2 separate regions of the Mus musculus genome follow, and region 1 is linked to region 2. The links are chromatin loops, found by intact Hi-C in ENCODE. Cell type or tissue: left cerebral cortex. All regions are shown on one strand.

The links. Peaks named below come from ENCODE experiments on the same cell type or tissue, not always from the same donor. Only the 100,000 strongest peaks of a DNase experiment are listed, where the experiment ranks them.
Region 1: a loop joins it to region 2, with 2.4 times the contacts of the local background. A loop is called at or near these places in 4 of 42 quality-filtered maps.

What each region holds. Positions count from the first base shown.
Region 1 is chr13:55,532,768-55,540,767 of GRCm38, reverse strand. Ddx41 (DEAD box helicase 41) reads left to right here and starts at 4,110. Exons shown (of 17, transcript NM_134059.2): 1 at 4,110-4,287; 2 at 4,362-4,472; 3 at 4,723-4,882; 4 at 4,964-5,038; 5 at 5,149-5,209; 6 at 5,343-5,479; 7 at 6,280-6,352; 8 at 6,452-6,605; 9 at 6,680-6,816; 10 at 7,607-7,769. The coding sequence starts at 4,261. It overlaps Fam193b (family with sequence similarity 193, member B), which reads left to right. Exons shown (of 11, transcript NM_145382.4): 11 at 1,056-1,452. Gm46416 (a long non-coding RNA gene) reads right to left here and starts at 4,773. Exons shown (of 5, transcript XR_003950651.1): 1 at 4,676-4,773; 2 at 3,881-4,568. In left cerebral cortex, a CTCF peak has its summit at 3,963 (motif pointing right); DNase peaks (open chromatin) are centred at 1,641 and 4,139; H3K4me3 peaks cover 1,721 bases; H3K27ac peaks cover 1,373 bases.
Region 2 is chr13:55,416,807-55,424,806 of GRCm38, reverse strand. F12 (coagulation factor XII (Hageman factor)) reads left to right here. Exons shown (of 14, transcript NM_021489.3): 3 at 2,035-2,134; 4 at 2,331-2,401; 5 at 2,730-2,840; 6 at 2,923-3,054; 7 at 3,178-3,282; 8 at 3,399-3,564; 9 at 3,660-3,832; 10 at 3,936-4,158; 11 at 4,324-4,460; 12 at 4,547-4,690; 13 at 6,307-6,455; 14 at 6,541-6,849. The coding sequence ends at 6,708. Among named protein-coding and RNA genes, the nearest start is that of Pfn3, 5.6 kb to the right of the region's middle. In left cerebral cortex, CTCF peaks have their summits at 3,505 and 6,564; DNase peaks (open chromatin) are centred at 3,451, 5,159 and 6,544; H3K4me3 peaks cover 727 bases; H3K27ac peaks cover 319 bases.

The DNA of each region.
Region 1 (8,000 bases), 120 kb before region 2:
CTGCCCTTAGTACAATGGGAGATCTGACCTGTGTACACATACTCTTGAGGTCCCCACCTGACACTATGTTCCTGTGTCCTTTAAAAATTTATCTCTGGGTTGAAGCAGTAAGCTTTCTGGAATCTGAATAACTCCCCCAGGGCAGTACAGAGGCCTGAAGCCAGAGCAGCCTCCAGAGTTGAGGCTCCCTGTGCTGTGCATATGTTGCCTCCAAGTTAAAGCTACTTTCTTCAGAGCCACCTCAGGCCTCCTGTGCTTTGAGGAGACTGATTCTTTGCCACTTCAGGATAACCACACCCCAAGGGTAGCTTCTAGAGATAAGGTATCCTCTGACCTTTCTTTTCCACCACCACAAGAGTAAGGAATAACAAAGACCTCATCTGCTGCCTCTATGAAGAGATAAAGGGTCACACCTCACATAAACCCAATCACTGGTCTCCTGAGAAACCTAATCCAGCCATCTTCTATCTTAGCTAATCTCGTCCAAGACAGGAAGGCCACTGCCCTCCTCCCCACCCTCACGAGTATACATCCTGGAGCCATTCCATCATTTTCCAGGAAGCTCTAGGAGTCCACAGTGCTGACACAGCCTTGGAACCCAGCCCAGGCTATCTCCTTGAACCTGAGCAGGAGTCTGAATCCAGGGCTAGCCTCCACTAGCACCTGTAAGTGGGAGAATGGTTGCCAGCAACCGAGCTCTTACTCAGCCCTGACCTGCACAGGGGTGCTGCAGGAAGGGCCTTCGTTTTCTCAAGGACTGTCCCGTATATTGACAGAACCTCAGAACTGGGGCTCTATCCCTCACAGTTTTAAACTTCATTTTCTACTGAAAATTTTCCTATTTCCCCTATTTCAATTTGGGAAATCTGTCGCTTGTTTTTAGCCCAAGAAACAAAGCTAACACTGAATATTACCACTTCCCCAGACCCAGATGCAGCAGGGCTGGGCAGAAGCTGGGGATGTAATTCACAGGGACCCAGGGCCAACAAGGCCAGCGGGGGCGGGGAGAGAAGGCCTGGTACTCACTGTGATCCTACCCTCTTCTTCCCTCTCAGCCCTGCCCAGGTTGACGTCTCCAGGTCACCTCAAGGCCGCAGCTCAAGCTGCAGATGTAGTTCTGACGTGCCCTGCCACCTGTCTTGACCTGTCCTGCTCCCACCACCCTGACCAACCAAAAGCTGAATGGACGCCATGCTGTGCTGGGGCCTGTGAGGACCTCGGCAAAGCCACTTCCTGGTGCTACGCTGCCTGCACTCAGAGCCCGGGGCTGGGCTGGCCTGTGAGCCAAGGACTGGTGGGACTGCTGGGCTGGCCTGTGAGCAAGGGCTGGTGGGACTGCTGGCCCAAACCTGCTCTCTTTGTGTTTGGTTTCTGTTTTGTTTTTTTAATTCTTTACTTTTGATACTGTGAATATCTTTCATGGGGAGAGATAAAGCAACATTTGGACACAGAGTTAGTATGATGGTGATTTGCTGATCTGAATGGGGAGTGGGAGAGAGGTATATGTACTCAGAAATAGAGGTCTGTCTTAGTCACCATCTACAGCAGTATTCTGCTCAGGCAGTCTGCCATCGTTCTTATATAACCCTTAGAGTCCCCAAGCAATTCTGAGTGGGGCTGACAGCCCAACATAATGGAGATGGGGGACTAAGGTTATGACAACAAAGTGACTGCTAAACCGTCTGGCTGGGCCCAAAGGTTGTGGCTGTTGTCACTGTCTAGGCCCTGTCTCCTATTGGGAGGACTCAAGTACATCAACCTAGAACACTATATGGGCTGGGTAGCTCGACAATGGCCGCCTCTGCATAGTGAGAGGCTGATTCAGTCTAGTGCTTCAGGGTTGCTGGGAATTGAACCTGGATCCTCTGGAAGAGCTCAGTGCCCTTGACTGCTAAGCCATTTCTAGCCCTCAAGAGAGTCCCTAATCCACCGGGCAATGGTGATGCATGCCTTTAATCCCAGCACTCGGGATTTCTGAGTTCGAGGCCAGCCTGGTCTACAGAGTGAGTTCCAGGACAGCCAGGGATACACAGAGAAACCCTGTCTTGAAAAACCTAAAAAACAAAAAGAGAGAGAGAGTGTGTGTGTGTCCCTAATCTTTAGTCCACATTGGAAAACTGAAGAAGCTAAGCTCTGATGTCAGCAGAGTAGTTGCAAAAGCAACATTTCCTCGGATCTCCTTATGTCCAGGATACCACTGAGAAAAGTACAGCACATTTGAGTGTAGTGTCTTCACCCCTTAGTTAATCCTTCCCGGAAATGGCCTTACAGGTTCACCTTGCTTAGCCTTTACACTTAGTTTTCCCCTCTGCAATGTGATCATGTGGACCTAGGTTGGATATGGACTTTTACATATGCATGAGACCAGAGGCCCTGAGGCCTTTACAACTATGCACCTGCAGCCCTAGCCAGTTGAGAGCTACCCACACCATACCAACACAATTGGAGCAGTTAAGGACAAACACCTTTTAGAATTAGATCTGCGTGTCCAGTGGGAATGGGCTATGTATACACTCGTAAACCTTAAAACAAAACACATACTAAACATCTATAAAGTCAAGGAATCCACTTCACCTTCCCAAATCCTATTTTAATGTGGTAGATTTACTAAAAATGTCTCACATGTGCCGTGTCCAGGCTTAAGTCTTTTTAAAGATCTGTTTTATGTGTGAGTGTTTTGCTCACACTGTAAGCCTGGTGTTGAAGGTCAGAAGAGAGCATTGGATTCCACAGAAATGGAGTTAGAAATGTGAGGCACCATATAGGTGCTGAGAATCCAATCTGGGTCCTCTGCAAGAACCAATGCTCTTGGCCTGAGCCACCCTCCAGCCCTGCTAAATGCCATTCTTAGCAAGCGTCTGCTAGGCTCTGCAGTTAACCCATACTCTTCTCCTCCCCCAAGGGAGCAGGAGCCAGACCACAGGCTCACAGCTCCTGCTTCTCAGCCTGTTTCATTTTTAGGAAAGGGAAAACAGTTGTAGCCTTTTCTCTGTATTGGTTAGCTTTGTTTTTCACACTTAAAACTGCTCTTTAAAATTCCAGTTGTGGCAAGAGTTAAAGTCTGGTCAAGTACCTACAAAGTCTAGCTTTGGCCTTCAGCACACGGTCACCAGCTAGGTGACTCCTGACTTTCTTTCACATTCCCCACCCCTCCACAATTACTCTTCCATTATGAATTCCGGGTGTTTGTTTCTTTACCATGAGTTCTTACTGTGTAGCCCCAGCTGGCTTCAAACTCAGATCTGCCTGCTGAGTGCTGGGATTAAAGGTGCATGCAACCACCTGGCTTTTGGATTTTAATTATTCTTCAAGAGAGGCTACTTGCTATGAATATCACGAAAATTGATTTGCACTTCCTTTGTGATTTCATGCTAGGTATTGTGATTATACACAATCCCAGCACTCATGAGGTTGAAGCAGGAGGATCACCACAAGTTTGAAGCCAACCTTGGCTACATGGCAAGACCCTCTCTTAGGTTAAAAAAAAATCATTTTATTTCTCCCAATCTCAGAACACTTTGGCACTCCATGGTGATCGATGCACCTATTACAGATAAAGACTTGGGAAGGAGCAGCCAGCACTAGCTCTGTCTTTCCTCCTTAAAGTAGGACTCCTAACAACCTGGGCCCGTCTCCTTACCTCACACCAGCCCCTGAGATCTCTGCAGATGCCCCAAGGAATCTGGTTATTTGCTCTACACTCTCAGCCCCTTTCCTGCTCTCTTGATGGTGACTCCTCCCTCCACTAACTCGAAAACCCAGATCCAGCATCTCTTCTGTGCTATCTCTAGCTTCCCAGGTGGTCACTCTGAGATGTATATCATTTACACACATAACATACAAGGTTAAAAAAGACCTTGACCATTATTTTACTTCTGACCCGTCGGAACAGCGGTGTTATCTCACGTTAATGAATAATATTTTGCGAGCACCGCTTGCAGGGCTGAAACTCCTGGCCGCCAGAGGGCACAACGCTCCCCGGGAGCGTGCGGGAAAGGACAGCGTGCGGAGGGTAGGGCGTGTTCAACAGATTCATCCTTTAACCCACGACTTGGATCTTCTGCGCATGCTTCAAATCCTCCCGCTACCCACAAGGCTTCGCCAGACCCAATTGGCTCCGCTGCGCGTCCGTAAACGCGCTGGAAGAAGATTGTCCCGGTTCGCGATCCGGCGCTCACGCCGTTGCTAGGCGACCACAGCAGTTTTTCCTATCTGATTGGAGCTCAGATGCCCTGGCATTGCGCATGTGTGCAGCCTAAGATGGAGGATTCGGAACCGGAGCGGAAGGTGGGACTGAGGTTTGGTCCACGCGAGGGGGTGCGGGCAGGGGGAGGGGCCGCGGCTGACTCGGGTCTCCGCAGCGGGCACGCGCGGACGAGGCGACCGCGGGTGGGAGCCGCTCCGAGGACGAGGATGAGGACGACGAGGACTACGTACCCTATGTGCCGTTGCGGCAGCGCCGGCAGCTACTGGTGAGGGGCCGCATCCCTGGTGCAACGGCGACATGTCCCCGGCCGTCAGCGGGAGGGGGGATCTGGGGAGCTGTAGTCCTACCTTGGGTCGTGGTTCTGAGGAAGACCAGGGACTAGTGAACCTGAGTTCCGGACAGACGTGCGCCTCAGTGCACACGATCCCCTTCCCGGAAAAAGCCCTCCCGGGTGCTGTGCCCCCTCACCTGCTGGGTCCTGGGCTTGGCTCTGAGGGACACTGCTGGGACCTCAGCTCCAGAAGCTGCTGCAGCGAAGACGCAAGGGCGCTACGGAGGAAGAGCAGCAGGACAGTGGCAGTGAGCCCCGAGGAGATGAGGACGACATCCCGCTGGGCCCTCAGTCCAATGTCAGCCTCCTGGATCAGCACCAGCACCTCAAAGAGAAGGCTGAAGGTGGGCCTAGCAGGAAGGAGAGAGGACGGGCCTAGGCCGCAGTGCTCCTGCTTCTCTGACCTCTTCGGCTTCTTTTCTCAGCACGCAAGGAGTCCGCCAAGGAAAAGCAACTGAAGGAAGAAGAAAAGATTCTGGAGAGTGTGGCTGAAGGCCGAGGTACCATTATAGTTGGTTCAGAGCAGAGGTGGACTGAGCCACCTCCTCCCGATTTCAAAGGCGAGACCTCTTGGGTGGTCTTGCTCATTGAGCCATGTCTGTCTCCTCAGCCTTGATGTCAGTGAAGGAAATGGCCAAAGGCATCACCTATGACGATCCAATCAAAACTAGGTATGCCTTTCCAGTAAGTATATGAGGTTGGGACTGGCAGTGGTACCCTGACGCCCTGCTGTGCGGACTGGGGAGGGAGCTGCCCCACCATACTCTACCGTGTTGCCCTCTCCTGCCCACCACCTACCCATAGTTGGACACCCCCGCGTTATGTCCTGAGCATGTCTGAGGAGCGGCATGAGCGAGTTCGGAAGAAGTATCACATCCTGGTGGAGGGCGATGGTATCCCGCCACCCATCAAGAGCTTCAAGGAGATGAAGTTTCCTGCAGGTACCCGAGGAGAAGGGAGACACCGTGCTTTATCATCTTGCCCCTGTGAGGTTGTGTATCCCAGCACCCACTGCGCTCAGCCGTGGGAATGGAGAGTTGGAGATAGGAAGTCTCTCTGTGGTTGTTGGTGGTACTTGGTTTTGGGGGGAGGAGCTCTTTTGAGACAGGATCTCTTTCGGCAGCCCAGACTGACCTCAAATCCAAAACAGTCCTCCTGCAGCATCCCTACTGAACGCTTGTGCTAGCTAGCACTGGAGGCATAACCACCACACCCTGTGGGCAGTTGTGAAACCACGTGTCGTTTTGGAGGCCCAATTGTCCCCGAACATAATATGTCCAGGCTTTCCTCACACTCAAAGATCCAGTTATCTGTGCCTCCTAGGTTCAGGGCTTATAGGCATGTCCCACCACTCCTCACTAGAGGAAGGGTTTTTTGTTTTGTTTTGTTTTGTTTGAGACAGTGTTTCTCTGTGTAGCCCTGGCTGTCCTAGTACTCACTCTGTAGACCAGGCTGACCTCGAACTCAGAAATCTGCCTGACTCTGCCTCCCAAGTGCTGGGATTAAAGGCGTGCGCCACCACCGCCCGGCGAGGAAGGGTTTCTTTGGACTTATTTTCAGATGCCTCGGCTATCTTCTGCTTCAACAGAGCTTCCATGAGAACTTAGGCCCAGTGAGCCAGTGAGCCTTGGACCTACTGTTTCCTGACACCCCAGCCTCTGTTTCACGATTTACAACTTACAGGGAAGAACTAATTCTACCGGACTCAGGATGCCAATTAAACTCCTGTTCTTTACTACAGCTATCCTTCGGGGCCTGAAAAAAAAGGGCATCCTCCACCCAACACCCATTCAGATCCAGGGCATCCCTACCATGTAAGTGTGGGCTGTGAGCATGACTGCAACAGAGAAGCCATGCCCACTTATCCAGCTGTCTCCTGCTGGGCCAGTCCTGAAGCTGTCCTCTCCCGACAGTCTGTCCGGTCGGGACATGATCGGCATTGCCTTCACGGGGTCAGGCAAGACACTGGTATTCACTCTGCCAGTCATCATGTTCTGCCTGGAACAGGAGAAGCGGTTGCCTTTCTCCAAGCGAGAGGGGCCTTATGGGCTCATCATCTGCCCCTCGGTAAGATAGGCTAATCCTGGGGTCGGGAGAAGGACTGTGCTGGCTTCCGGTACCAGCCTTGTCTCTGCCTGTAGCGAGAGCTGGCTCGGCAGACCCACGGCATCCTGGAGTATTACTGCCGTCTGCTGCAGGAGGACAGCTCACCCCTCCTGCGCTGTGCCCTCTGCATCGGGGGCATGTCGGTGAAGGAGCAGATGGAGACCATCCGACAGTACGTACTGATGGTCTCGGTGGCATCCCCTGAGTGTCCAGAGAGGTAGAAGAAGCCTTTAGATTGGCTACTGCATGGGCCTCACACAGTTCTTCTGGGAGTCCAGTCCTTGAGGGAAAATGGTTTGGGGTAGGATGGAAAGATGTAGCTGGATATTGTGGGAATAGAACAGATGGAATGCCCCATTCTCTGGGATATTGGAAGTCAGAAAAGGCATTGCAGGGAAGGTGCCATTTGAAATTGGGGGTCAGTTCAGGTAGAAAGCTCAGAGATTGAAGTCTAGGGTATCCAGAAAAATCAGAACTATTTACTGTGGTTAACCAGACTAAGGTACTGATGTGGACTGGACCCCAGTAGCACCTCTGCTTGGTCCTTTCCAGGTAGTGCAATCCTAGCAGACATCTCTAGCACTCTGGACCAGGCCCCAAGATGATAGTCATACCAGAACCCACCCCTATGTCTGAGGTATTCCCAGGCTCAGGGAGGATGCAGGTGTATAACAGATAGCTCATCAGAAATGTGAGCCCAGCAAGGCCAGTAAAGGGGTGCAGGAACCAGGAGAAAACCTCTAGAGACTCAGGATAGCTCTTGTGGGGAAGGCATGACAAAGTAAGTGCTAGCCAGAAAGGTCTAGCCCTTACTAATAAGCTGCTTTTGTTATACAGAAGATAGCCTGGGGAAGTGCTGAGAGGCAGGGGAGGAGACAGCGAAAGCAGAAGGCAGTGTACAGCCTCTTGGTAGCTCATAGAGATACCCAGGAACCCAAAACTTAGGGTTTCTTTGTTCTCAGTGGTGTGCACATGATGGTAGCCACACCTGGACGCCTCATGGATTTGCTGCAGAAGAAAATGGTCAGCCTAGACATCTGCCGCTACCTAGCCCTGGATGAAGCTGACCGCATGATTGACATGGGCTTTGAGGGTGACATTCGTACCATCTTCTCCTACTTCAAGGTGCCCGACCCCTGCATGTAAATACACTCATGTACTGCATGCTGAGCTGCAGGGTCCCTGCACTGCATGCCCTCTGCTTCTCAGGCTCTGTGGCTCAGCTGTTCGGTATCCCCTGACAGCATCCCCTGTGTGGTCTTTTTTTTTTTTTTTTTTTTTTTTTTTTTTTTTTTTTTGAGACAGGGTTTCTCTGTGTAGCTTTGGCTGCCCTGGAATTCACTTTGTAGACTAGGC
Region 2 (8,000 bases):
CAAGCATTGCCACTAAGCCTCACGGTGTTCCCCTGAAGTAGACAGTGATTTCTTTTTCATTTTCTCTTTGAGATTATAATATAATTACATCACTGGGCAGTGGTGGCACATGCCTTTAATCCTAGCACTTGGGAGGCAGAGGCAGGCAGATTTCTGAGTTCGAGGCCAGCCTGCTCTACACAGTGAGTTCCAGGACAGCCAGGGCTACACAGAGAAACCCTGTCTCGAAAACAAAAACAATATATATATATATATATATATATATATATATATACACATATATATGTGTGTGTGTGTGTGTATACGTATATATATATATACACATATATATATACACATATATATATACATATATATAATCATATCATCCCCCTCCCTTTCTTCCCTCCAAACCCTCCCATAGCCCCAATAATTATTTCTTTTTTTTTTTAAGATTTATTTATTTATTATATGTAAGTACACTGTAGCTGTCCTCAGATACTCCAGAAGAGGGCATCAGATTTTGTTACGGATGGTTGTGAGCCACCATGTGGTTGCTGGGATTTGAACTCGGGACCTTCGGAAGAGCAGTCGGCGCTCTTAACCACTGAGCCATCTCGCCAGCCCCAATAATTATTTCTTATGATTAACTATACTTTTCTCAGCTACCATGAACATCAAGTTCACAAATTCAGTGATTCCGTTCACAAATTAGGTTCCGTGAGCCTCTGGCTATGACATTTTCACCAATCATTAGCATGTAATCTTGTTACATCTGGATTCTGTTTAAAGACATTATTCAGTGTGCATGTTGTTGATCCCTTAAACACTAATCTAATGGCCGATGCCACTATTACTGCCTGCCTGACAAGGTGTCCCTGACACGTTTTCTTCATAAGGCGCATACAACTTCTTGTGTTCTTGCAAGTAGGAGCCTCAGGTAACACTTGGGCATACACATAGAACCACTCTGTCTCCCTGAAGTACTGAGGATCGAACCTAGAGCCTTGTGTATGCCAGGCAAATGCTTGGCCACTGAGTTAAAACTCTGGCCCTCTTTAAAAAGAAGTGTGTGTGTATGTGTGTGTGCAAGTGCATGTGTGTATGTGTATGTACATATGTGTGTGTGTTTGTGTGTGTGTATGTGTGTATATGTGTGCGTGTGTGTGTGCAAGTACATGTGTGTGTATGTGTGTGTGTTCGAGCATCTTTCACTGACCCATTCAATTCCATAAAGATCATGAAGGCACTGTGAACGTTGGCAGTTTCTTTGGCTTTCTTTGGCCTTGTGCTGACTTGTGAGCAAGCACTACACGACTGACCTATATCCTCAGCCTGAGTCACAAGTATTGGGTTGGAGGGGGCTTACAAATAAATGTTTACAAAGCAGGCAGGGGCAGTGGTGGGGGGGTGCCTTTAATCCCAGCACTTGGCAGGCAGAGGCAGGTGAATTTCTGAGTTTGAGGCCAGCCTGGTCTACACAGTGAGTTCCAGGACAGCCAGGGCTACACAAAGAAACCCTGTCTTGGGGGTGGGGGTGGGGGAACAAAACAAAAAACAAAACAAAACAAAGCAGGCAGGTTCACAAATATAAAGTCAGTGAGGATTGGCAGTTGCATTACTGTTGCCAGTTTACTAAGCCAAAAATGGCCAAGGGACCTAAGTGTTTGTTTGTTTGTTTGTTTGTTTGTTTGTTTGTTTGTTTGTTTTGTAGACAGGCTATCTCTGTGTAATAGACCTGGCTGTCCTGGAACTCATTCTGTAGACCAGGCTGGCCTTGAACTCACAGAGATCCGCCTGCCTCAGCCTCCCAAATTCTGGGATGAAAGGCGTGTGACCTAAATCTTTAATGAGCTCAACTTTGTGACATGCACCTGTGTTTCAGACTTGCTCAGGGTCAGATATCTATTCCAGCTGTCTGACTCTAGAAGCCTACTTTCTAAGCAGGATGCAGTCTTGAATGCATAGCTGACCTTTTTCCAAATCAGGCCCTGTGAGGCAGAGGGTGGGCAGCTGGGTCTCAGGGCAGGGCTCTGAGGTGTGGTGTTCCTACAGTTCTCACTGTGGATGGGAGGCTCTGCCATTTTCCCTTTCAGTACCACCGTCAGCTACACCACAAATGCATCCACAAAAGGCGGCCAGGCTCCCGCCCCTGGTAAGACATTTTCTAATAGGGGTTGGGGGAGGGGGCTGGATGAAATGGACTCTGTCTAGCTATCTAAGCATCGTGTTTGGTCAAAAGGTGTGTGTGTGTGTGTGTGTGTGTGTGTGTGTGTGTTTGTGTGTGTGTGTGAAGCAAGGCTAGCCTAGCCAGCCTCAGGCACTGCAGGGAAACCTCATCTATCCCCCAGGTGTGCTACCACCCCCAACTTTGATGAAGATCAGCAATGGGGATACTGCTTGGAGCCCAAGAAAGTGAAAGGTATGTATGGCATGCAGGCCCCGGGTGGCTCAAGGCTGTGTGTGTCTTGCTGCTCACTCCGTTCCCACACACCTACTCACCTACTAAGCATCATCAGATGCCAAACACTTGGGATTCTGGGCCCCGCCCTTTTCCTTCTCTTACAGCATTCTTTCAAAAGTCAGAGGAAGAATTCTGGGGAAAGAGGCCACCATTGTCCAGATGAGCTTGAGGGTCTAGAAGCTTGGGGTTCTATGGTTTGATGACAAGCAGGTGCAGGCAGGGTATTGGTCCCTACATATGTCCTTCCGACTCCGGAAGTGCTTCGCTCTTGTTATCTACCTCTCAGACCATTGCAGCAAACACAACCCGTGCCACAAAGGAGGGACATGTATCAACACCCCCAATGGGCCACACTGTCTCTGCCCTGAACACCTCACTGGGAAACATTGCCAGAAAGGTAAGAGGAACTGCCTCCCAGCAAGATGTCCCTGGAGACCCGGTGCTTTGCCATGGTCCCATTGACTTCCTTGTGTCCCCAGAGAAATGCTTTGAGCCTCAGCTTCTCAAGTTCTTCCACGAGAATGAGCTATGGTTTAGAACGGGGCCAGGAGGTGTGGCCAGGTGCGAGTGCAAAGGTTCTGAGGCTCACTGCAAGCCGGTGGCCAGCCAGGGTAAGTGGGTGTGCAGGGACTGTGGGGAGGAGGGCAGAGAGTCAGGAACCCCTGGTAGAAGGCTGGGTGCAATGATGTACACAGGTAAGGCTCAGTTTGCACCTCTCCCCACCCCACCCCCAGCCTGCAGCATCAATCCGTGCCTTAATGGGGGCAGCTGCCTCCTCGTGGAGGACCACCCACTGTGCCGTTGCCCTACAGGCTACACTGGATATTTTTGCGACTTGGGTGAGTAAGACCCCGTGTGGAAAGGCTTGCGGAGGTGGATAGAGAGAATGGAAGTGAACCAGAGGGCTCCAACAGACTCATCCGCCGACTGCAGGGAGCCATCTCTCTTTCTCTAGACCTTTGGGCGACCTGCTATGAAGGCAGGGGGCTCAGCTACCGGGGCCAGGCTGGAACTACGCAATCGGGTGCGCCATGTCAGCGGTGGACCGTGGAGGCCACCTACCGGAACATGACTGAGAAGCAAGCGCTAAGCTGGGGCCTGGGCCACCACGCATTTTGCCGGTTCGCGAGAAGGGACCGGGCAGGGGAACTTGCTTTCTCTTAGGGTCCTCGAGGGCCTCCCCACGTTCTAACAGTGCTCCCTCTTGAGATTGCAGGAACCCAGATAATGACACACGTCCATGGTGCTTCGTCTGGAGTGGCGACAGGCTGAGCTGGGACTATTGCGGCCTGGAGCAGTGCCAGACGCCAACGTTTGCACCTCTAGTTGTCCCTGAGAGTCAGGAGGAGTCCCCGTCCCAGGCACCATCTCTGTCCCATGCACCAAATGGTTAGGCAGAGGAGGGGGTCCCGGCGCAGAGGACATGGGTCTCTCTTATTCCTGGCAGCCCGTGCCAGGTATCCATGGCCTCAGCCAGTCTCTCCTTCCACAGACTCGACCGATCATCAGACTTCTCTGTCCAAGACCAACACGATGGGCTGCGGACAGAGGTTCCGCAAGGGACTGTCCTCGTTCATGCGCGTGGTGGGCGGACTAGTGGCTCTGCCTGGGTCGCACCCCTACATCGCTGCACTGTACTGGGGTAACAACTTCTGCGCGGGCAGTCTCATCGCCCCCTGTTGGGTGCTGACCGCGGCTCACTGCCTGCAGAATCGGCAAGTGCCACCCTCGGTGACCCCCTAGACCGCTCCTACCGTACCCGCACCCTACTCTTTCCCTGCCCGCCATTCTTGAGCTCCCTCGAGGGGTTGGAAACTAAGGCACCCCCAGAGCATTTGTAGCCGGTCTGAGCCTGCTGCCTGTCCCCCACCCGACTGCAGGCCAGCGCCCGAGGAACTGACAGTGGTACTTGGTCAAGATCGCCACAACCAGAGCTGCGAGTGGTGCCAGACTCTGGCTGTGCGCTCCTACCGCCTTCACGAGGGCTTCTCCTCCATCACCTACCAGCACGACTTGGGTGGGGTGGCCCTACAGGGATAGGGAGAAAGGATGGCGGAGGGCTGGGGCCCTATGTCGCCATCTAACCTTTGCCTCTCGGGGTAGCTCTGCTGCGCCTGCAGGAAAGCAAAACCAACAGTTGCGCGATCCTGTCACCTCACGTTCAGCCTGTGTGTCTACCCAGCGGCGCGGCCCCACCCTCTGAGACAGTGCTCTGCGAGGTGGCCGGCTGGGGTCACCAGTTCGAGGGTAGGCACAACTGTTGGGCGCTGGTTGGAGACTTTTGGTTATCTAGGAGCGCAGTTGGTACGCCCCGATGAATCTGGGGGACAAGTTTCACTGACATGACAGTTGTAAAAAACGCACAGAGCCCTTGTCTCTGTAGCGTGACTTTCCCAGATTCTAGAATTCTCTGTCGAGATTCCAGAGCCCCTTGAGGTTTGTTCTAGTTTTTTGCCTTCTATTGTGGCGTTAAACACCATGACCAAATCCAGCTTAGGCAGGAAAGGTTTTATTTGGCTTCCGAGGTTGCAGGGTTTCTTGCTGTCCACCATTGAGGAAGCCACAACAGGGAGTGGAGGCAGGAACTGAGGCAGGAAACGGAAAGGGACACTCCTTGCTGCCTTTCTCTTCATGGCTTGTTCAGCTTTCTTTTTAAAAAATTCACTTATTTTTATTTTATGTGCATGTGAGTCTGCCTACAAGCATATGTGTGCACCATATGTACATCTGGTACAGGGGAAGCCAGATCTGTAATACAGGTTAAAAACCACGGTGTGGGGGCTGGGAACGGAACCAAGGCCCTCTGCAAGAACAGCAAGAGCTCTTAACCTCTGAGCTAGCCCCCAACACCTTGCGGCTTGCTTACTTTGCTTTGCTTTTCTCTTTTCCTCTTCCTCTTCCTCTTCCTCTTCCTCCTCCTCCTCTTTCTCCCCCTCTTCCTCTTGTTTTGTTTTTGTTTTTTGTTTTGAAGGCAGGGTTTCTCTGTGTAGTCCCAGCTGTCCGGGAGCTGTCCAGGAGCTGTCCAGCTCTGTAGACCAGGCTGCCTTCAACCTTAAGCACTCCATCTGCCTTTGCCTCCCAAGTGCTGGGATTAAAGGCTTGCACCTTTCTGGCTCAGTTTCTTTCTTACACAATCCAGGCCCACCTGTTCAGGGCGGCATCACTCACAGTGGGCGGGGCCCTTTCACATCAACCATTAATCAAGAAAATGCCCGGGGCTGGTGAGATGGCTCAGTGGGTAAGAGCACCCGACTGCTCTTCCGAAGGTCCAGAGTTCAAATCCCAGCAACCACATGGTGGCTCACAACCATCTGTAACGAGATCTGGCGCCTTCTTCTGGAGTGTCTGAAGACAGCTACAGTGTACTTACATATAATTAATAAATAAATCTTTAAAAAAAAAAAAAAAGAAAATGCCCTACAGATATTGCCCTAGGCCAATCTTCTGGAGGCATCTCTTCGGGTGAGGTTCCTTCCCCCCCTAGATGACTCTTGAGTGCGTCAAATTGACAGACAGTAACCCAGCACAAGGATTACAGGGAGACTTGAACTGTCTTGTGCTTCTTTTGGGCTCCAAATTATAAAGGCTTAACCAGGACTTTGTCCCCATGCTGGAGCAATGGAGACAATGGAGAGAACTATTCTGGGAGCCAGGTTCTGAGCCACTGTGTGGAAGAGGATAGGAAGTGCTTCCTGTGTTTTAAGCCCTGCTCTTCTCTGGGCTTCAGTGTCCTTGCCATGAAATACTTATTGGCAGGTCCCTATCACTCAGGCTTGCTGTGAGGGAGCAAAGCGGAGTAGGTGGGGAATTGTCTGGTAGCCTGGCCCACGCAGCAAGCTCAGGTCCTCCCCTCTGATTTGCAGGGGCTGAAGAATACTCCACCTTCCTGCAGGAGGCACAGGTTCCCTTTATCGCCCTGGATCGCTGCTCCAACTCTAACGTGCACGGAGACGCCATTCTCCCTGGGATGCTTTGCGCTGGCTTCTTGGAGGGAGGCACCGATGCCTGCCAGGTCAGCCCTGGGGTCCTGGTAGGTACCTTGGTCCCTGCCTGTCAAGCATAAGGCAAGAACCACGTGCTGCCTGTTCCCCACCCAGGGTGACTCCGGGGGCCCTCTGGTGTGTGAGGAAGGAACTGCAGAACATCAGCTCACCCTGCGCGGAGTCATCAGCTGGGGCTCCGGCTGTGGTGACCGCAACAAGCCCGGAGTCTACACAGACGTGGCCAACTACCTGGCTTGGATCCAGAAGCATATTGCTTCATAACTAACCAGGCTTTATCCTTCCCTCCTTGTGTGCTCCTTGGGATGGGACGATGAATGTGGCATGCTGGGTCACAGTGAAGCTAGTGCCCCGACACTGGGGGCACAGAAACTCAATAAAGTGCTTTGAAAACGTTCCTCAGAATTCTGTCTTGAAACGTCAAGTGGGAGCACAGGTAAGCCAACTCCCTCGTTGCCTGGACAAGGCAACTAGCCAGATGTCAGCATAAGAGGCGTAGACTCTTGTCCGGACCACCATATTTTCTCATCCTTACTTTGGGTGAGCTTTTGCCGCCCATGTTCAAGTCCACCTGAGGTCAATTAACTGGACTCTAGGGAGAAGGCAGTCTTGGCATATTTTTAAAACGCTACGGGTGATTCCTTATGCAATAGAGGTTGGGAACTGTAGTTAAGAGTGTTCCAGACGGGAATCGTGGTGCGGATAGTAGCTGCTGAGCATGTGTGAGAGGCCCTGGGTTAGATCCCAGCACCACCATTAAAAGAAGGGGGAGGGGTTGTGTTGGGTTGTGTGGGTTTTGTTTGTTTGTTTTGAACTTTAAGCCTGGCATGGTGGTGCAAGTTGGTGTCAAGGAAAATCTGAGGCTGCATCTGATGCCTCTAAGTACAAGCTGGGTTAGGAGCCAGCCAGCCAGAGCCTTCGGGGATGCGGTGACTCCAAAGCGAGGTTTGTAGTTCCCTTGCAGGAGAGGAGCCTAGTTGTCCAGATGAGTACATTTCTTGCTTTTAAAAATGTCCTTCTGTTTATTGATTTATTGAGATATCTGTCGTCCTAATGCCGAAATTATAGGCCTATACAATCACCCAGTTTATGTGGTGCAGGGGGATCAATCCCAAAACTTTGTTCTTGGTCTAGCCAGGCCCTCTGTCAACTGCACTGTACTGACTGCGCTACACTCCCCGTCCTTACACCCATCTTTGCACAGCATCTTACTGCATAGCTTTTGTCTGGCCTGTGACTTGCTAGGTAGCCTTGAACTTGTACAGATCCCCTTGCTTCATGAGTGACAGGTTTAAGTACAAGCCACCATGTCTGGCTTTTTTTTTTTTTTTTAATTAAGAAAAAAAAATGGGGCTGGTGAGATGGCTCAGTGGGTAAGAGCACCCAACTGCTCTTCTGAAGGTCTGGAGTTCAAATCCCAGCAACCACATGGTGGCTCACAACCATCCGTAATGAGATCTGATGCCCTCTTCTGGAGCGTCTGAAGACAGCTACAGTGTACTTACATGTAATAAATAAATAAATAAATAAATAAATCTTAAAAAAAAAAAGAAAAA